Regions from separate parts of the Mus musculus genome. Here region 1 is linked to region 2. A link is a contact called in ENCODE Hi-C or POLR2A ChIA-PET data. All regions are on one chromosome and are shown on one strand. The core of a region is the stretch at or near the end of the contact, and the rest is flanking DNA. Distances in the headings are between cores, read along the strand shown. Region 1 has its middle 65 kb from the start of Gm39203. Region 2 holds the start of Zfp827 (zinc finger protein 827).

The links. Hi-C counts contacts between places; a loop is a spot of excess contacts on that map. ChIA-PET counts read pairs that join two places held with the same protein, here RNA polymerase II (POLR2A).
Region 1: a map of gastrocnemius shows a loop between it and region 2 (5-fold over the local background). The contact joins the enhancer-like site here to the promoter of Zfp827 in region 2. A Hi-C loop is called at or near these places in 2 of 37 maps with a recorded cell type or tissue (gastrocnemius and heart). POLR2A ChIA-PET finds 5 or more read pairs at or near these places in 1 of 5 experiments (Patski).

The regions. Positions count from the first base shown.
Region 1 is chr8:78,737,788-78,742,291 of GRCm38, forward strand. No RefSeq gene overlaps it. Among named protein-coding and RNA genes, the nearest start is that of Gm39203, 65 kb to the left of the region's middle. RefSeq lists an enhancer at 2,727-4,504. Within about 2 kb of position 3,189, at least 1 of the 3 ENCODE cell types and tissues checked has a DNase peak (open chromatin) inside an H3K27ac peak, as active enhancers do; it is heart, where a contact is called at or near this core.
Region 2 is chr8:79,026,995-79,031,615 of GRCm38, forward strand. Zfp827 (zinc finger protein 827) reads left to right here and starts at 1,443. Exons shown (of 15, transcript NM_178267.3): 1 at 1,443-1,735. The coding sequence starts at 1,693.

The DNA of each region.
Region 1 (4,504 bases), core at 1,939-4,438, 290 kb before region 2:
AGAGAAATAATAAGCCAAGGCAAAGGTCTCTGATCAAGGCTCAACTTTAATTCTAGGGCCTGATTTTTAAAGTGGGGGAAATCTATCCCCCACTATGCCAGGATCTCGAAGATCTTTGTCAGGAAAACAAGCTCAGCTGGTAGCTTCTTGCAGGAAGCTACAGAGGTGGCATATGGAAGACTCCACCCTACGTGGACTAGCAGACTGTGGCAGAAACAGGTCTGATTGAGTCTGCTCAAGGCTAGGAGGGAGGGCACAGCTGGGGAGCATGGTATGGGAAGGTGTGTCATGCCTTCACCTGAATCAGGGCTGTTCCTCTCAGAATCAATGACTTTGCAGCCTCAAAACAAAGGCAGCCAACATCACCACAGAAGATATCTGGAATGTATTAGTATACTGAGTACTGGATTGAATTCACTCACTTGGCAGCCTGAAGAATTTACACATTTCAATAATAAAGGAAAACTACTTCCAGGGGGTCTTCGGGGCACCAGTGGCCTTGTCCCTGCTTGGTTCTACCAGCACCACACATGTATGTGAGGATGCAGAGTCTGGCTAGCTGATTTCACAGTATGTCAGCCCCCACAGGGTTTTGACTCCTCAGCAATCACAGGTAGCATCCCAGAGGGGGTAGGTAGAGCAGGACAAAGAATGAAAGGCTCCAATAAGGGACCTGGCAGCTGGGGAGCATGGTGTGGGAAGGCGTGTCATGCCAGCAGCAGCTGAATCAGGGATGTTCTCTCAGACCCTACACTGGCATTCCATCCGATCACCCCACCACACCCGAGAGAAGTATCAGCTTAGCAAGGCAGGACTGGGCTGAGCTAGGCTGGGTCCCCAAATACACATCCCTGTGAAAGGCTTGGGGCTGCTGAGCAGTGTAGGCAGACACACACGGTAAGGCAGAGTAGTTTTCACAATGACACTCAGACAGACTGGCATGGGAGACAGTTTCCTCTGAAGTGTCATGTGAGTCAGCTTTCCACACGGTTAAAAAGATCTGAGATGTCTGCCACTCATTTGCTAGGCGGTGTCCTGGGCACAGGAGAGGTGTCCCCCTCACTGCCTGTGGCACTCAGGAGAGTGGGCCCTGCACTTGCCCAGGCAGCACAGTGGAGCTGGCCCTGGTAGCTAGGGCTAGGTGAGCCGGCTGAGGGCATGAGAGCAGGAGAGCTGCAGCATTGGGTGAGCTACCTGACGCAGTGTTGGAGAGCTCGCCCTGCTGGGGTGGGTTCAGGAGAGCTGGAGGGCTGACCAACTCAGCTACCACCCAGGCCCAGGCAGCACCCCAACATGTGCCCCGTCTCTGGAGTGCTGGAGCACATGAAGGGCTGTTCCTGCAGATCCAAAGCCACAGGACCTCCATGACACAGGGCATCAACAGGAGATCCGAGAGGAGTCCCAGTGAGGTCCAGTACTGATAGTGTAGCAGGAGCCAGAGGCCTCGAACCAGACCAATGACTAATTGTGGTGAACATTTGCTAGTGAAGGTGTGTGGACAGAAGGGTGCACCTTGGAGAAAATGCACTGGGACCCACTGCAGCTTCCACAGCAAGGTGTTTTTGTTTGTTTGTTTGTTTGTTTGTTTTATTTTACTTTACTTTTTAATTTTCTTCTGGGGAAGGTTGCCAGGGTGAAAGGTAGGTATGAAAGGACAGGGAGATGAGTGGGAGTGGGGTGCGTGACGTGAAATTCACAAAAAATAATTTTAAAAATTGCTATATTTTTAAGAGAAAAAATCTGAGATAAATCATCTGCTAAAGAAAAATGGTCTGAGGGGAATAAAATATGAAATGTAAAAAAATAAATTAGTTAAAAAAAAAAGAAAAGAGGAAAGGTCTATCTTAACTGGCAATTTTAGATGTTCCAGGCCACTATCTAGTTGGCCCCACTGCTTTTGGGGCTGCGGGTGCTCCCCCCAACCCTGGGGGGCCTCACAGCAGGAGTCTGTGGCACAGGAAGTGGCTTACCTTGTGGTGGCTAGGAAAGCAAAGAGCAACAGGTTGTGGTAAATCCCCACAACCTCCTTCAAAGCTACTCCATCCAGAGCATTACTCCTTCAGTCAGACGCCGTCACCTAAGGGTCGCTCTATCTCCCCATAGCACCAGGCACTGAGTGTCAAGCCTGAAACACATGGGCCCGTGCAGGAGTCGGTGGGCTCCTATAATGGAGTGGGCTCTTATAATGTGGGAGTGGGCTCCTATAATGGGGTGGGCTCCTATGATGCAGTAGCCTTTGGCCTGCTGTAATCCAATAACTCCCAAGCTTCTATAAATAACAGAATCAAGTTTCTAGTGTGCCAAGCTAGACTTGGGCAGAATGGTTCCCCTGGTGCCGCATCTGGGGTAAATAGACAATTGTAACCCACAGATGGGAGGAGAAAAGAGTAGAGTGCAGGAATTCGGCAAGAGGTTGCTCCCAGGATTGCTTGCAGCACCTGAGGTTGTCCTATCTCACCGTTCAGTTTCTGGAAGCACTAGAGTAACAGGAGGCCCAGACCTTGCGTGCATCTTCAAGTCTGGTCTGACCCTTGGGCCCCCATGGCATTACTAACTAGAAGCAAGCCTTGTTGTAGCTCCTGCTACATATGAATACCAGAAGTTTAAAACATAGATTTCCTGCTGGACCAAGGTGGCTCTGACCTCAGGTGCAGCCATCATGGTCACATCCTTTTTGAATGAGAGTAACTCCCACAGACTCATCAGAGTGAGGAGCAGGGTATTGTAGAGGTGACCTCTGACCTCTGACCTCTGAGCATGGAGGAGAGCACAGGCCCAGGGCTCTGTCTTTGCTATTTCATTGTCCACTGTCTCTGCCCCCAGTGCCTTTAGGCCATAGGCTCTACACAGCCTGTTTGCAGCCCCCCTTTCTCCTCCTAACCTTCACCTTCCCTTTAGGAAACAGCAAGCTTTTAAGGCCAGTTTTCTGGAATCGCCCCCTGCTCACACATAGAGGTCCCCAGAGGGTGCAAAGGTTGGCAAGAGAATGACCCTGAGGAGGGGTAGGACCATGAACAAGGTGCAGCCCTGGGCACTTGAGGCAGCCTTGACCTTCTATCAGGCTTCAGTGCTCCTAGAAAGGTCCACGGCCAGCTGGCCCAGCCCTAGCAGACATACCCACACCAACAAAGGCAAGCAGTACCTATACTGGGATTTCCCTTCCTAGCCTGGACCTGGAGGACTCAGGGACCTGTCTTGACATTGCTACAGCCTGCTTTTGAGGTCGAGCAACAAGGAGCATCCTAGTCACACCAAGCTGGCCTGGCACAGGAGATGCCCTCACCACGGGAACGAAATGGCTGACTACCACCTGAGCCCAAGCACCGTGGCTGTGAGATCATGTTGCCTGGTCTGGCTTTCGTCTGCTGCTCTAAATAGAGGAACATTGTGACCCCTCCCCCAGTTGTCTCCAGAAGGAAATGGGGCCACACAGGATGTCCAGCTCAGAGAGCTGAGGGTTGTGAATTAGACATGCTCCCCAAATAGACCCGAGTCTCTGAGGAACAGTTTTACCTTGTCACTTATTGCCATTAAGTTCACTGATGAAGCATGTGATAAGAGTAGTCTTCTATCTCCCCTAGCCACGGGATTCAGTAAAGACGTTCTCTGTTAGAGAGAGAAACAGAGAGGGAGACAGAGAGAGAGAGCGACAGAGACATACAGAGCATGAGAGAGAGAGAGAGAGAGAGAGAGAGAGATCCCCTAGATCACACAGTATGTAGGGATGTAGGGTGGGAGGGTGTTTCCCACCTACTTAGAAGCCCTGGCTACACAAATGTGTCCAGGATCCTTCCAGACTCAGACTTGGTCTGCCTTATTTACATGTACTTACACACAGAGGGAAAGATCCATGGTTGCCTGCCTGGGAACTCTATTTTTAGTTGTTTGGACTCATTGGCTTCCCCTCTGATCCTTCCTGGTTCTTTTCTGAGTATTTCCGGCCACTGCTTTCCTGGGAGAAAGGGGGTGAAGCTGAGCCTTAGTAGAGGCTGACCTCAAACCAGAGGGGCCCTGTATCATGGCCTTACAGCTCTGCTGGGGTGACTCTTCTCATCCCCGACCCCTCAGGACAGCTGGTGCTGAGAAGAGAGTTCTGGAAGCCGGGCAGCCTGCTGCAGTACCTGTGTGTGAGGACCAGGCAGCAATGGAGGTTTATTCAGCCTGTTTTTCTAGCAATGCTTGTGGAAGAATGAGACGAGAACCTGCCATGAAATGTTACACGGGCTCTCTTCTCCAAAACAAAATAAAACAAACCAAAACAGCACTCTCTCTTAGACAGAGCAATAAAATATATATTTATAAATATTTTCCAAGACTGCCCTCTAGTGGAAATCTAGAAGCAATAGCACATCTTATAAATTAGGATTTGGGATTCCGAACTTCTGAGTAAAAACAGACATTGAGGGAGGGAGACCTTCACACACACTCTGAAAGTTTCTCACACTGCCTTTGTGCCCAGAGGGCTGGTGAGGTTTCACTGGGCTGTACCTTGTTTCTACCAAAC
Region 2 (4,621 bases), core at 193-2,692:
GAAGATGTTTAAATAATGCACCTTTTTATTTTTTAGCTCTGACTCATGACATATAATGTATTCCACCAAGTTCAAAGTTTCCCCTTACAAAGAGTTTTATGAAACAGCTCTTCTTCAGACCAAATTTTTTTTTTTTTTTACTTCAATTATAGTAGCAGATTTTGGAGTTTTAAATCATTAACAACCTCCCAGTGAACTTGTATCCACATGGCTTACAGTCAGAGAGAGAGAGAGAGACCCGTTCCCTTCACTGAGTACCTTTTGTGAGGCGACGCATCCTTTTCTGTTTTCCCTCTTTATGTGTCTCTTTGAAGCAAGATGTGTGATTTCTAAAGTAATGAAAGTATATGGCTTAATGAAGACTGCTGTATGAGCTCAAACTACACACTAGAATTGCTTCAGGGTAAGGCTCAGTTACCTGTGTTCTGGGGAGGTGGGGGGGGAGGCAGGGAGTGAATCACAGAAGTCAAGATCACTGTGTGCACTGTAGGAATAGACCCGTGGCAGTTGAGTCAACCCTGGGGGGCGGGGGGTGACCTAATCTTATTTTCCCTCTTTATCAAGAACCTGTAATTTTAGTTTTGGCTGAATTTTCAAGTGTTAACTCCACCGGACCCTCTAAAATTGGGTATCCATGCCACCCATCCACTGATCCCACCCTATGCTATCTTTTCATTTTTTTTTTTTTTAAAAAAGATTTATTTCCATTAGGCTGTTTTAAGGGAGTATGTGAGAGTCTGTAACGTCCAGACTCAAGGTGATGGGGTGAGAGAGTCAGTCTTTCAGTTACAAAAGCCTGGGGAATTTTATACAGAACCAAACGTAGTTTAATACACAAAAGAAAGTGGTTAGTGCAACCTATTTCCTTAAAAAAAAATCTGTAAAATAATGTTTCAAGAGCGGGGGGGGGCACTTTTCCACCACCCCCCTTGATTGGGCGACTAGCGGGATAAATTCGAAGAAGTCCATCCCACCCCCGCACGCGCGCCCCCCATGCTTTCCAGACAGAGCAGTTGTAAATGCTAGGCTGAGTCCGCCCTGAGAGCCTTAGGGCACCTTCCTCTTTGCTGAGTGTGTGTATGTGTGTGTGTGTGTGTGTGTGTGTGTGTGTGTATGCGCGCGCGCGTGTGTCTAGCTCTCGCTCTTTCCCTCAGTCTGTGCCTCTGTGTGTGTGTGTGAGTGTGTGTGTGTGACAGAGAGAGAGCGCGAGAGGAGAGCGAGAGAGCGAGCTGCGAGCTGTGCTGCCGCCGCCGCTGCCCTTTGATCCCGACATTAGTGTTAGGGGCTCGGAGACACAGCGCGCGGCCATAGACACCGCCGCACCGGCGCTCATTTATTTATACCTCCCATCACACGCGAGCACAGGACACACACACACTCACACCTATTAGATCCGTTTCCATTGAAGAATATTACGCTCGGGGACAAGCCAGGTGCACGACCAAAAAATTAAAAAAAAAAAAAAAAAAGGAAAAAAAAAGAAAGAAAGAAAGAAAGAAAGGAAAGAAGAAAACCCCTCTTCTGGCTCCAGGAAACAAGCTTCAACCCATTGCACACACCGGAGAGAAGGGGTTTCCCCCTGCCCGCCCCCCAACTACCTCCCCGCTCCTGCCAGTGTCTGCCTGTCTGCCCCCACGGGGGTTTATTTGATCTCACATTAACCAAGGAGGAGAATGTGAGAAAAGGGGGAAAATGCCCAGGAGGAAGCAGGAGCAGCCCAAGCGCCTTCCCTCACGTAAGTCATCCCTTCTCCACCTCCTCTCGTGCCATTTTCTCGCCCTCCCTCTCCTCTTTCCCCTCCGCAGCCTCCGCCGTTGTTTTCTGCATTAGTTTAGGGTTACAGAGGTGAAACTGACAAAGACACAGCCCGGGTTACTCCTCGTTTAGGTCTATGCCGAGGCAGCCATGTTGGTGATGATCAGCCCCGTGCCCTTTCTATTCTCTCTCTCTTTTTCTTTCTTTCTCTCGACCCCCTCTTTTTTTTCCTTGGGATCGGGCTTTTCCCCCCTTTCCCTCCCCCTCCTCACTCCGGTTTGCGGGGGAGGGGGCGAGAGGAGGGAGGAGGGGAGTAGTGTGGATGCCGGGTTTTTGTCGCGGGTGGGGGGAGGTGGGAGAGGTTGCAATCTTGGAAAAAAAAAAGAAATTCCGTGTGGATCCCGGTGCACAAGGGTGCGGGGTTGGGGCGCGCGCAGGGCCGAGGCCGTGACATGGCGATTGGGGGTGTCGGGGCGAGGGCGCGCGGCCGCCCGCCGGGCTGGGGACCGGAGAGGTCGGTCTCCGGCTAAAGGTTGCGCCGGGGTGGGTCGGCCCCGGAGCCGCGGGCAGCTGGAGCTGGAGGCGGAGGTGGAGGCGGTGGCGGAGGGGAAGGCAGGGGCGGTCGAGGAGGGTGTGGGGGCGCCGGGGGGCGCGGGTGGCCGATCGGGGGGCGAGGCCGGGCAGCCGAGCGGATGTGGGGTGCGGGAGCCGCGCCGAGGCTGAGGCGAGGCAGCCAGGGCGGCGCGCGGCGCGCGAGGTCCCTGCAGAGCCGAGGGGAGGGCGGAGCAGGGCTCCCGGCCGCAATAAAATGCGGGGTCAGGCGGAGCAGACAGAGCCGGGGCGACGCGGGCTCGCAGACCCCCCTGCCCCGCCAGCCCGAGCAGAGTCCGTGACTAAAGTGCATCCCAGCCCTCCTGGCCCTAGCCACACACGCCAACTGGAGACTCGCGCCGGGCTGCGCGGCCGGGTCCCCGTCCCCTCCTCCACCCGCGCCTCGGGTCCCTCCGCGCCGCCCTCCCGCTTTTCTTTGCGAGACTCTTAACTTTTCCCCCACTCCCTCTCGGGCTCCCCCCTCGTCCCCCCACAAGCTCTCCGCTCGGAGTGTTCCGAGATGCTGCTGAAGCTAAAAGTGAAGGAGAAAGAAGCAACTAAAAATATCCCCCCCGGGGCCGCCGGGCTCCTTGAATGCAGGGGAGAGGGGGCAGGGGAGAAGGCGTGGGGCGGGGTGGCGGGAGGAGGGGACGCGGGAGGCGCCGGAGGGAGGGGTCGGGGGAGACGGAGGGTCAGTTTCTCCTCTTCCCCCCTCCCGCCCCCCCCCTGCTCAGCTCCCCTCTCCGGGGCGGCTTGGCGCTGCTCGGAGCCCGATCCTGCAAAACCCGGGCTGGGGGCGGGAGCGGAGCCGGAGCGCCTGCCCGCGCGGGTGTCAGGCCGACGTGGTCGGTCACCTGAAGTTCACGGAGGGTGGGGGAAGGGTTAAGGTTATGGTGTCTCGGGTTATGTGTGAGCGTGTGTGTTTCCGCCGCAGACGGGCGAGCGCGATCGATCTCTCCTTCGCGAAATCTCCGCGGCGGTGCCCACGCGAGGGGTCCGCAGGGCTGCTGTGGCCCGGGCGGGCGCGGTGGCACCCGGAGTGGCGAGCAAGGGCACGCGCGGGCAGTCTGCTCCGCAAACATTCCTCTTTTCTTCCCCCTTCCCGGTATGCAAGGAGTCGACGCACAGGGCTAGGGTTATGCTTTTTTTCCCCTTCCTTTAGGGAGGAAAAAAAAAAATGCCCCCGTGCAGTCCTTTCTTCGCCTGCCCGCTAGAGGTTCTGAGGATAATATCACATATGTAATATATATGCACATAAAATCACTCGCAGGCGGCTGCGAGTGTAGGAAAATTTTGTGCGAGGAGGAGAAGGAGGCGCAGTCGGGGCGGGCGAGGCGGGAGGCTCCGCGCTGCGATTCACAGAAAACTCGCAGCAGTTGGTGGAAGTGTGCGTGCACATGGCCGGGCCGGGCTTCCCTCTTGCTCGGACGCGCGTGGGCAGCGAGGCGGGGGGGGGGGGGGGGGCTGCTGTCCCGGGCGGGCGCCACCGCGGGAGGCTTGCCCTGCTCGCACAAAATGGGCTTCAGTGTTCTCTGCGAACTTGCCCTTAGATGGCAACTTTGGGAGCTGATGAGCTTGTATGCGAAAACCAGGGCGGTGAGGTTACTTGGTCATTTCCCTTTCTTCTCTTCTCCCCCTGCTTAAAAAAAAATGTTGGCGGGGTTAGAGGGAGGGTGGGAGAAGAGAAGGGATTTATCAGTTTCGGCTGAGACGGCTGGAACGCCGCCCCTCCCGTGGTGTGCAGTGCAGTCGGGCAGCTGCAGCCTGCCCTGCCGGTGACCTTGACCCTGACCTCCTGCGACTACCCTCTGTCTGAGAGGAAATTCAGGCTCCATTTTAGCTCCGGTGTCTGGTGGGCCTCTCCCGCGGATTGCTGCCTGTTGATGAAGTTTTTCTTTTCTTTTTTTTTCTTTTTCTTTTTGAGAGTGAGCTCTCTCCTGGTTCTCAGATTGAATACTGCTATCTACTCCAAAAAAAAAAAAAAAAATCACCTCCCCTTGCAGTCATATTAAGCCACTTTACCCTAAGTAAGAAGCAATTTACTTTTGGAAGCACAGTAAACGGTCCAGCCTCCCCCCCCCTTCTTTTTAAGGGAAGCCTTAATTTGTAAAGCGTTTCCACCTCTTTTTGTATTGAATGAATTTTTATGTGTGCATGTGTGCTGCCTTTTCTAAGCGGGGTTTACACATGTTTTATAAGCAATTTACATTTTGACTAAGAGCAATTTCTGGGCAAATAGTGTATTTTCCAAGTCAGTCATAGTAACCCAGGGCCA